Regions from separate parts of the Mus musculus genome. Here region 1 is linked to region 2. A link is a loop called in an ENCODE intact Hi-C map of the cell type or tissue named here. Cell type or tissue: left cerebral cortex. All regions are shown on one strand. Each heading gives the region's core, and the rest is flanking DNA. Links, peaks and the distances in the headings are about the cores only.

What was found. Hi-C counts contacts between places; a loop is a spot of excess contacts. Peaks named below come from ENCODE experiments on the same cell type or tissue, not always from the same donor. Only the 100,000 strongest peaks of a DNase experiment are listed, where the experiment ranks them.
Region 1: it touches region 2 in a loop (3-fold over the local background); 5 of 42 quality-filtered maps call a loop at or near these places.

Annotation. Positions count from the first base shown.
Region 1 is chr11:108,147,999-108,153,941 of GRCm38, forward strand. The region is part of intron 3 of Prkca (protein kinase C, alpha); the gene reads right to left. Among named protein-coding and RNA genes, the nearest start is that of Gm11655, 22 kb to the right of the region's middle. In left cerebral cortex, for the core only: CTCF peaks have their summits at 2,491 and 3,690 (motif pointing right); DNase peaks (open chromatin) are centred at 2,585, 3,577 and 3,736; H3K27ac peaks cover 2,281 bases.
Region 2 is chr11:108,219,114-108,225,056 of GRCm38, forward strand. All of the region lies in intron 2 of Prkca (protein kinase C, alpha), which reads right to left. Among named protein-coding and RNA genes, the nearest start is that of Gm11655, 49 kb to the left of the region's middle. In left cerebral cortex, for the core only: no CTCF peak of the experiment used is centred there; DNase peaks (open chromatin) are centred at 2,516, 3,120 and 3,748; H3K27ac peaks cover 2,142 bases.

The DNA of each region.
Region 1 (5,943 bases), core at 1,351-3,850, 71 kb before region 2:
GTCATTTTAGATACATGCTATTCTTTATTTAATAGGGCTGATGAAACATGTTTACAAAGTGCCATCCCAAACCAGTGATTGATGTGTTCTGGCTTTAACCTTATTAGGTGAGAGTTTTTAGTCCCATTACCATCTCCTGGTTCGCATCGCATCCACATATACAGTTTGTCCTGGGCTGAAGCACGCGGGGGGGGGGGGGGGAGCTGCTTTTGGTACCATTATATGTGACCTCTAGATTTTGCCCATGATTTCCTATCTGCCCATCTCTCTCTGTGCTGGGAACCTCCTTAGGCCACACTGTACCACCACACACCCACAGAAGCCCATCCTAAGCTTGCACAGGATGATGCTATTTAAATATAACCCGAGGGAAATGAACTACAAACCACATCATGAAAATCCTAGGCATTAAGAAAAGCAACCAAAAAAAAAAAAAATCCTATTTTTAACATTGTCTTACACAGAACACTTCCTTACGGCTATCTGTAATAATTTTAAGTTTAGGAGAAAATGTTTGAGCTTAGCCTGCTCTGCACAAACTCCTTAAATGTTAGCTAGTAAGTTTTAAGAGCATGAAATGACTCCCCCCACCCCCCGTGGCTTTATATAGAACCATAATAATTGTAACATGAGCTCAGTGCCTCTGTGAATGCCTGTCACCAGCCCCTGCTGTGGGATTCCACCCTGTGGCTTATTATCAGCCGCACACAGAACAAATGTGGTCAATCTATCTTTGAAAATCTGCTTGCTGTGGGGGCCTAGGAGCGTTTTTAGGGTCTTATCTGCACTCAGGACTCTGGTTGTTAAGTGAAAATTGAGAAGCAGGGCTTCATATTCTAAACAATGTCACTGTACATTTTATAGAGCTTGTGACATTCCGCAACTTCCAGGACACTGTTCTGTATCCGTGACACTAAGGAGAAGTGTTTTTATTTAATTTTCCTTGGTACACCCAGTCACTTTAGAAGAACCTGGGTGGCTTTTCCTAGTGGTGGCCACATGGACTTGGTGTACTTCCCCAGAGCAGTAAGAAGCGGCTTGGGAGCTCAGCTCTGAGCAGGCTGTGTAATTTCTTCTCTTGGCTGTAACAGTCATCTGCCTTCTCTGGGGCTATCTTGGTTTGGAAGATGGAAGGTATTTATTTTTCTTCCACATCCAGATCTAGAAGGAAAAAAACTAGCTTTGGATCCCAGCCAACTGTTCTTTGTTTCAAAAATCAATATACGCCTTGGAGGAAACAATATTAGCAAGGGGCCACACCCCCTGAAGCTCCTGGCATAGTAGCCGGTCTAAGAAGCCTGGAGATGAGCCTGCAGAGGGGAGCTGGAGGAGCATACTCTACGAACCTCCATGACTGCAATCTGCAGCCGACTTTGCTTATCTCATCGGTGGGAAAACAGCATGCGGCAGATTAGAACCTAGCTCTAAAAGCCACTCTCTGCACCATTCTTTATCAAACTTCCTTACTTGAGCCACTGCAAAGATGACAGTCATTGCACAGTCTCTGATAAACTCCCACCATCCCCTGCAACTAGCGTTGCAATGACCGGTGAACTCAATCGAGAACAAGTAAGAACATCTGCTTCTTATGTTGTTGTTTCTACAACCCAAAGCTATCATATCAATCGACCCTTTTGGTATTCCCAATGTGACAAGTATTTAAATGCATCTAAACCTGCAGTACATCAGCAAGATGGTTTTAGGAATTGGAATTTCTGTTGCAATTCATAAATAATCAAGTAAAATTCTAATTATTTTCAAAAGAAGAAGAAAAAGAAGAAGAAGGAGGAGGAGGCGGAGAAGGAGGAAGAGGAGGAGGAAGAAGAAGAGGAAGAGGAAGAGGAAGAGGAAGAGGAAGAAGAAGAAGAAGAAGAAGAAGAAGAAGAAGAAGAAGAAGAAGAAGAAGAAGAAGAAGAAGAAGAAGAAGAAGATCTGCTTCTTATGTTGGTAGGAGTCCCATAGACACCTGTACACACCTTGCCCATGTGGTCACTCAACACATGGGTTGTCCTTTTCTTAACCAGGAAAAGAGATTCGGGAGGGACAGAGAAATGCACTACACCCAAGAAGTGTCAAGTCTAGAGGTCCAACCAGAAGGACATTGATGACCTTTCACCACACACCTGCATGTAAATCATAGTCAATCTCCACACCACGGGAGGTTTGGGGTCTCTCCAGCAGATGAGGATGCAGAGGAGTAAGGGACCCGAAGCTAGAGCAGCTGAGAAGGTCACACACAGTCTAACCCCCTGTTCCATCCCAGTGTCAGCCATCTGCAAATGCCAGACTCCTACTTTCCCGCGCCACCAGCCTTGCACTACATAGCTGCAGACAGCAGAGAACTTTGTCATTGGCTGCTTGACACTGAAGAAGCCCCACTAACTGCTGCCAGCTACCCAATCCACTGCCCGCCTGGGGCTATTATAACATGGTCCACTATTCTGGGAGGACCTCCATCTCTGGCTGATTCATTCCTCCTCCACTGAGCAAAACCCTAGCGGCACGGCTGTCTTGTTCTAGCCTTCCTTCCACACCGGCCCAACCCGAGCCGGGTTTTGCAGAAAGCTGCCTCCCTGTCCGCCTCCTCACCGCTGCCAGGGCTCCTGACTGGGCTGAACAGCTCCTGGTGAATGTTACCCTTTGTCTCTGGAGCCCAGGGCTGGCTCTGATGGCTGGAAAGCTTGAACAACAATGATGAATCAGAGTATTTATTTTTGAGGTTTTTCTCCAAGCTGCCTCTTCATCAGGCCTTAAATAGCAGCATTCAAGCTGCCACAGATACTTCCAAAAGTTTGCTGGCCTGGAATTCCCAGGAGGGAAGAACTTCGTCTTCCTGGCAACAAACTGGAGCTCAGTGATGCCCTGACTGAAAGAGGGGCACAAGCTGGGTTTCTCAAGAGATGGCAGCCTTACCTGATTAAATTGATTATGCCATTTTCCCTGTTCCTGAGCACCCTCCCCCCACCCCTCACCCTTGCAGGAGAAATGGCGTATTTCTGTTTCCAAGTGTGGTGGCCTTTTCAAAACCTGTTTTCTGCATTTCACTCTTTCTTAATTGGTGCCACCTAGAGCCAGGTCTGGTCTGTTCCACCCAGGGCCAGGAAACTCAGCTTTCACATAAAGAATGATCCACACACAGTGTAGTTCTCTGATGTTAAAAAACAAACAAACAAAACAAACAAACAAAAAAATCAAACAAAAAGAAAAACAAAAAAACTTCATTTGAAAGTTAACAGTTCTTGTTAAGATCGAACGGTTCCATGAAACCACGGAAAAGAACCCCAAGAAGCATTTGCTTTTCTTGTTACATCGTTTGGCCCCCTCAGTCGGAACAGAAAGGTACTTCGCGCCTGAAGCATGTGTTTGACATCACAGATATGCCTGCCCAGGTAGCCGCTTTCCAGGAGGGAAAGAAGTCTGAACAGACAAAACAAACAGGAAATGAGAGCAGAGGGTCATAAAACAGACCCAAACCCAGTGAAAGTGTGAAGATGGAAGATGTGGTGCAGAAACACAGTGACACAGTGACGCAGTGACGGGAGATACTCAGCTCCGGAGACACCATCCTAGTGCGTCTGCCTGTGAACAGAGACATGCTGAAGCGGTCAGAAGGGAGGGTACTGTTCTTTTCATGACAGTCTAGATGATAAGAGGGTTTAACTGCTGCTATGATTGTGTGCCAATGAGGGCCTTGGTGTGGGCCCTGGAGAGAGCCTGGTCTCCACAGGAGGGCACACTGGCCTTCCCTGAAAATGCCCTGAAGTCCATTAAGCATGCCACGCTGTCAGGTAATTTGCTCATTGGAATGCTTCCTGACTAAAGGCAGACTTCTCTCACACTGGCACCCATTCCACCTAGCAAAGCGGCCTTGAAGTCTCACGTGCTCATAACTGCAAACAGAGCATAGACCGGCCACCAGCACACTAACACATAAAGATGGAGATGGCCACCCCTCCCTCTCACTGGAGAGCTCTTCCGATGCTGTAGGTTCACTCTTGTTTATCCGTGAGCCCACCCAGGGATTAGCAAGTCTCCCATCTTGAGGAATATAAAACCAAGGCCTAGCACCTCTGAGAGATTCACAGCTGTGAGTGTGAGCAATGAACCTGGTCCTTTACCCTGGTTACACGCTTCCCAAGGGGTCGGCTCTGGAATCTCACTGTTCCGTTGCATCAAAACGATGCAGAGGAGGCATGCAGGGTTCAATTTCAGTACACACATTGAGCTTCAGAAGTAGGAAAGGGGAGAACACTTTAGCAAGGGTCAGGAAAATGACCAGACTATACTGCAGCAGTAAGGAGGAGAGAGGGTCTGTCTGTCTGTCTGTCTGTCTGTCTGTCTGTCTCTCTCTCACACACACACACACACACACACACACACACACACACACACACTTCATCAGAACTGGGTTATATGATTCATGGCACGCCACACAGTACGCAAGTAGCATCTGGGTCATAGAGAAAAGCTGTCAGCACCGAGTCTTCCCAGGGATGTTAATTTTTAAGAGGTCCCGTGCATATGTAATTTTAAAATCTCAGCTCCAGACCTGATAAAAGCAGAGGCTGGGCTTGGCGTTGAACAGTTCTGTCTCTTAACACCGCTGCTAATGACTAACCTTGCTGCAGCAGCAGACCCACAAGCTTAGTGTTTGTTTCAAACCGTTTCCTCCTCAACGATTCTCACTTGGGAGATCATAATAGTTATGGCACTCAATAACTTTTACTGTAGGCTACAACAAAGACCTGCCTTGGTTGAGAAACCTTACAAACTATAGCCCTCAAAAGAGGAAGCAGGGACTGAATGGCTCAGTTGGTAAAGTATTCAATGTACAAACGGGGACCTGAGCTTGATTCCCAGGACACACAGACAGATGTTGGGTGCAGGGCAGGAGAGATAGCTCAGGGGTAGAGAGTACTTTCTGCACCATCTAAGACCTGGGGCTTGGATGCCAGCATCCACATAAGCCAGGCATCCCATGTGTTTGTGTAAGCCCAACTCTGAGTGGAGCAGAGACTGGAGGAGGGCTGGAGCTGGAGCTACAGCCCAGAAAACCTGACCCTGTCTCAAAGGAATAGGTTGGTTGTGATGGAGGTGGACACTCGAAACCCCTTCTAATCTCCATGTATGTGTGCAGGCACAAACACCAGCAGCACACATATAAAACTACACACACACACACACATATGAGATGTACACAGAGAGACAGGCAGAGACAGACACAAACACACAGAGACAGATTACAGATACACACACACACACATATACACACACAGACACACAGATACAGACACAGACATAAACACACAGATACCGACAGATAGACACACACACAGATACAGACACACATATATACACCCAGATACACAGAGACAGACACAGACAGACAAACAGACACACAGGCACACAGGTGCCCAGCTGTGTGTTATACACAAACACTAAAAGTCGGGTGCTCCAGAGCTGGAGAGAACAGAGATAGGTGGATCCCTGGGGCTCCCTGTCCAGCCAGTTTAGCTGAAATGGGAACTCCCAGTTCAGCGAGTAATTTTCTCAAGAAGTAAGGTGAGAAGCAGTTGAGGAAGAAACTTGATACTTCTTGCCCAACATGCATGTGAACATTCCTGTATAGACACTGTACACGTATGCACACACATGGACACGCATACACAGGGAAAGGGATGGATGTGGGACAAGTTGAGATACTGCAGCCTTTTGTCACCTCTGATCTTGAGCAAGCCAACGTCCTCCATACCTAGCTGCATATTAAATTGCTACATAAGCATCTCAGAAGCAGAGGGGCCCTGCTGAGAGCGAATTCTTGAAATCTGCCCTGTAGAAATTGTGGGGTGAACTGCCAGTAGAGTCTTGAGGCTCACTGGGTACGCTGTAGGGGTTTGCAGGTTGAGGGCAAGTTCTTCACCTCCATGTCTCCAGCAGTCATCC
Region 2 (5,943 bases), core at 1,357-3,856:
GTATTTAGCCTTTTCTAACTACAAGGTTAGGAGTTGACTTCATGTCTGCAACAATTCACATAGAACCTTCTTCCAACGTCTTAAAGACAGAGACTTCAAGACTCTGATAAAAGGGGCACTACCACTGTGTGTGCTTCTAAAACATGTGCTTCTCTCTCTCTCTTTCTTTCTTCCTTCCTTTCTTTCTTTCTTTCTTTCTTTCTTTCTTTCTTTCTTTCTCTCTCTCTCTCTCCCTCTCTCTCTTTCTTTCTTCCTTTCTTCCTTCCTCCCTTTCTCCCTTCCTTCCTCTCTCTCTCTCTCTCTCTCTCTCTCTCTCTTTCTTTCTTTCTCTCTCTTTTTATTTCAATACTGTCTCTTAACCTTCAAGTTTTAAAATGGTATGTTCTCACCCAGCAGGTAATTTTGAATCCCAGTGATGACTTGACTGAGAAATCATAGATGTCCCAGCATGGCTTGGTTGGAAGCCTGACACTGGTGTCAGGCTGCTTGCTCCAGGCCATCTTGACAAGTGAGAGAGGGCAGAGGAGCTTATGTATAAAATAGACCCACGAAGGTATTGAGCCTCATCCCATCATCCCAGAAAGACAACTGATGTCCACAGGAGTCCAACATACCCTGGCAGCTTCCCTGACTAGTTAATGGTCCTGGTCAGTAGTTACTGAGATTTCTAGAGCTGGGTGCTTAGCTAGCTTTGGTTGCAACTTAACATCAGCAGCAACCACAAGATGGTCTAGCCTTGCACACTAAGAAGCCCTATGTAAGACCAGAAGCTCTACTGTGAACATCTAAAATACCAAGCGCCACCATGACATTGAAGAAGTTCTGGATTCTGGAGAATCTCACATTACAGGTGCTCAAACCATAAAGTCTAGGCACATTTTTTAAACCCTAAAAGCTCCAAAATCTAAAGCACTTCTCTCAGGTGTGATCACTTCATGCTAGACACCTAGAACAGCTGTCAATCAAGGCATACCCGGGATGTCCTGGCTAGCATAAACCACCGGAATAACTCCATGCCAGCTCTCACCTCTCTACGCTGTGTCTCTCTTCTACCACAGGGAGCATTCATCCAATGCTGTGGTGTGACCATCAGCAAAGCAACAAGATAGGCTGGACATACATTGCAGCCCAGCAGCGCTCTGCTCAAGCCAGCTCCCTGCCTCTGACTCTGGAAGGAAAGCAAGCCAGCAAGGGGGTGGGGGTGGGGGGATTCTCTAGTTTCTGTCTTCTTTCGCTTTTCTTTCACTTACTTATTTCAAAGTCAGCCCCCAAACCATCTCAGACAGGGGCAGAGGGATCACACAGCTAGCTCACATACGACCGTGTAGATGGAGGATGACAGTGCTTGAGGCTCATCGCCATCCATGGAGGGAGCATGGGGATTTTTGAGCACTATCAACTCTGGACTTGAGGATCGATCGATCATGGCCTCCTATAGAACCTCCTTTAGAACATCAATTGAAAACTGCTTTTACAGCTCTTACACATAGGTTGGACATAGGCACACTTAGAGTGGGCAGTAATGTATGTCTTATGTTGATCAAAAAGTACAAAGAGAGGATGAAGAGGTACAAAGGAATGTTTAATAGTTTCCAAGGCTACCCACCAGTGGCTTAGACAGCAGGGCGTCGTTGCTCTCTAGTTCTGCAAAGCGAGATGCCTGAAATCCAAGTGCTGACTCAGCTGATCCCCTCTTGAAGCTCTGGAGAGGATCTTTTCCTTGTCTCCCTCTCAGTCTCTGGTGCTTCCTGGCATTCTTTGGTTCGTACATGCATCATACCAACCTCTACCTCTGCCATCTCCACTACATTCTGTGTATTGTCACGGCCACTGAGTTGAGAGCCAGTGTCCACCTAGAGAGACCTCACAGGAACCAACCATAATGTCTGAATAGAGATCGGCCACATTGTGAGGTGACACATGGACATGAACTTCGGAAGGACACTGTTGGAGTGCCACACAGAGAAACCAGGAGGGAAGCATGGGGAAGGCAAACAGATGAGGAGAGCCATGCCTCCAAAAGAGGTCTCTATGAACTCTGTGCTCTGCAGGCCTGACCCAGACACCAAGGCATGAACAGAGTGCAGCGTGCGCTTAGGTTTCTTCCAGCCCCGAGGTCTTGGATTCCAAGTGGAAGGAAATCTCCCACCCACACGTTAAGAACCCAGTTCATCCAAATGCCACAGCAGGCTGTTTGCTATAAGTCGGTGAGGATGAGTGAGCTTGGCACAGTGGATCAGCGCTTACACAATCAGAGATACTAGGATAATCTTTCTTGGTCTATAAACTCACAAATGCTTCTGCATTTAACCATCTTCCTGGCGGCTCCACTTGAAACGTTCTTGGGGGCCTCTCTTTTCTCAGAGCACCCACCCCCAGCCAGACACACAGAACCATCTTAGAACCTAGAAGTCCAGGCAAGGGATGGCGTCTGTGTGATTATGAGAGGCAGTTCCCACCCCCCAGGCACACTTGTGAAGGGTGGGGAGAGCCAACTAAAATTAATGAACTTTTCCTGCCAAAAAGAGCTCGGCTCCCAATTCGGTCATGTGTTGCCAAATAGACAGTGTGAATGAAGTCAGCCTGCGAAGAAAATAAGAACATTCCAGAGGAGCAGGAGTTGGAGACACGCTGTCCCTGACTTCAGCACACTGATCTAAAGATATCCCCCACCCCAGCAGAAGCAGCCCAGACCTGTAGCTGATTCACCCATAGAATGTTTCTCTCCACAGCGCACTCAATATTTTGTAGCCTCTTGTTAATTCCCACCTCCCTTCTGTAAGCCCCTTTGTTACCTGGTCTCATCCTCTGGCTCCTCTGAGCTCAGAGGAGGCCCCTCTCTTTCTCTGACCCCAGCCATGGTCAGTGATAACAGGACCCACAATACCTACCTAAGTCTTAACTCCTCCACCCTTTACATCACAGTCTGTTTTCCCCTATACCATAATAAAAGAATCTGATGTCAACAGCCCCGTGGCACTCCTGGGTCCTTACCACTCTCAATGTACTTGGCAGAAGACTGTCAGCCCTGAACAACTTTCCCCAGGAAGCTGGCATGCTGAAGGGAGAGCCACAGGGCCTTAGCACCTGCCAAGACAGCCATGTGCAAGTGCCTGCCCCAGGGAGGACAATAGCCTGGCTCAGCTAGCGCAAACTATAATTGAAGCTGAATGCAATTAATTGTATAATTCTGAGTCATTTCAGATTAATTCTGCTAAAATTCAAATCCTAAAAGTAGGGCACGAGAAAAGAATCAGTTTCACAAAGAAATCAGACATAAATAAAGTCTACACCAGCCCTGGGTTTTTGCCCAACACTGAGAGCTAAGCACAATAACATTGGAGTTATCAATCAAAAATAAATTTAACCCAAATACAATGATATCACAACCCACAGTTTTAGATGCTAAAAAGCCTAAGCAGCCTTGTTATTTGGTCTAAGAAAAAAAAATGTTATGATATTTGGATGCCTGTGTCTGTCTACTCCCGGAGACTTTCATGTCATTCAGTCTGAAGTGGATAATGAGGACCACAAGAACAATCAAACCAGCTGTAGAAGCTGCAGTCAGAAAGATGGGCGTGGCCTGTGGGAGACCAGATGGCCGCACTTAAACCCTGGTTTCCACTCTCTCCTTGGGACCTCCTCGAGTTCCAGTTCCTGCTTCACCACGGAGCCTCCTGACTTCATGGGAGCCTTCTCTGTGGTGTCAGGCATGGATATGCCATGGCCCATGGCCATCTAGCCAGTAGGAAGTGAGCGGAGGTAGACTTCTGCATCCGGACTCAGGCCTCTGGGGTGTGGAGGGCTGTCAGCTTCCGCCTCCCAAATACTTCTGAACTTACAAAGACAGCAAACGCAATCAGGGAAACAGTGAGGGGCTCTGTGCACACAACATGGGGACTGGGTGAGTTCCTGTGTCTTTGGAGAAACACCCAAGGTTCCAACGGGGTTCAGAAAGCTGGGGTGGAACTCAGTGGTAGAGTCATGCCCTGATGCGTGAGGTCCTGGTTCTGTGGCTGACCTGGGAGTGGGGTTAAGGAGAGTTCGCTCTAGAACCATCTGTGGGCTTTTGGAATCTAATTTTACATTGAAGTGTGCAAAGCTCTGTTCTTAAAAGCATCTGTGCCATGAAAACAAGCAGAGCCCGTCTGCATCTTGTGACCAAACACTCCAAGAAGTTCTTGGAAATTGAAAGGTCTCAGGAGGAACCGGAAACCTCAACACCCATCAGGGCAGTTCCTTATTCCTGTCGCACACAGCTGCGCTGCCTGCTCCTCGACACTTCTTGTCAGCAGATGGGTTCCTGTGAGAACAGATGATCCTCTCTGTAAGTGCCCACACAGAGGACTCTGGAAACACCTGTGTTGAACCAGGACTCAGGGTCCCATTCCAGTCAGCTCTGGGGCCTGGGCCACTGTCAGACACCAAGTGGCTTGTGAGGGACAGATGGGGGCTCTCCTGAGGTCACTTAGTGTCCAGCTATACGAAAGCTGTGAGGACACAGACATTTCTCCAGACAAAATGAAGCCACTGGCAGTATTTTCCAATAAGCCCAATCCTCTAGGCTCCGTGGCTAGGAGGGTCACCCACTGCCTGTACTGATTCAGTCGGTTTAGAAACGTCTCTGTGACACAGGGGGGTCATAAACAACTTCATATAAATGAGAGACGTGCTCAGCAGAATGAGAGGCCTGCTGGAGGCTGCGAGGGAGGAAGCACTAATCTGATTTACTCCCCGGCGATGTCCCGTTTCCAATCCAATTTTCTGGACACTGAGATGGAGACAGGATCGAAATGGTATTTGCCAGGAGCAAGAAGAGAGATATTTCTGTCCCCTGGCCTTTGTCTTTATTAGAGATCAGCCCGGAGTGAGCCAAACTCTATAGGAAGCCCAGGGTTCATAACATGACTTTGTGTCAGAGACTTTGATTCATGGTCTTGGCTGGCAGGCAGGGCTGTGGGCAGAAGACGGGGACCCAAGCTCTTTCCCTGCTGGGCCCTGACATAGTGGGGATCGGTTGCCTGGGCACTTACAGGAAGGGTTCTCTGATGATCGAAGTGCAACCAACTCATCCATAATAGCTGTCCAGCCCTGGACACTGTGAGAATATGAACATTTAAGTTTTTCCTCCGAGTAGGCTAATTAGGGGAAAAAAAAATCAAAGCTACTAGCATTCTGTGAACTAACACAGTTTCAATCATGTGTGGCTTACATGCTATCAAAACAAAAGTCAAGGGACTGGACAGATGGCTCTGCTGTTCAAAGCACTTGCTGCTCCTGCGGAGGACTGGAGTTCAGTTCCAAGGACATCAGCTTCTATCAGAGTCTGTCATTAGCATTTCTGCTCACAGTCGAGGGGGAAAACAGAGCGCCCAGTAGGCATGGCTGAAGCATTTAAATGTCACTGGACCAATGCGTAGACTTTGCTTCCCTCGAAAGACAGATCACACGCTAAGTTGCCAAGTTTAATCTGTTTTCATCCACATACCATTTAGTTAATGATCAGGAAAATCAGAGAAAGGACAGCGACAAACTTGGGATACATTTGCCTCCTGGATCATCAAGAACTTATCGCCCCTCTCCTTCCTCATTAGTAACACACGGGTTGGGGGGTGGGGGAAGCTACAGAAGAGGCCAGGGAGTGAGTTTCACTTTCACCCAACCCCCAAAGCCTCACTCAGCAGGGGAGACACAGGAGGCAGTTTGAGGGAGCATCTTGTTCAGCTGTTGGTACAGCAGCGTCAGGAACAGGGTGATCTGGTCCCATCCACTCAGCATCTTCCTAAATTATCAAGCAAGATCTCCTTAAGGTCAACATAGAAGGAGGCAGGGGATGCTTACTGGGCAGGTTAGATGCCAGATACCAGCAGCTTGGACCTGCTGCTGCGCTTGTTGCTTTATACGCAAGCTGACGCATAGGCCACACTAAGCTCTCTGAGGATG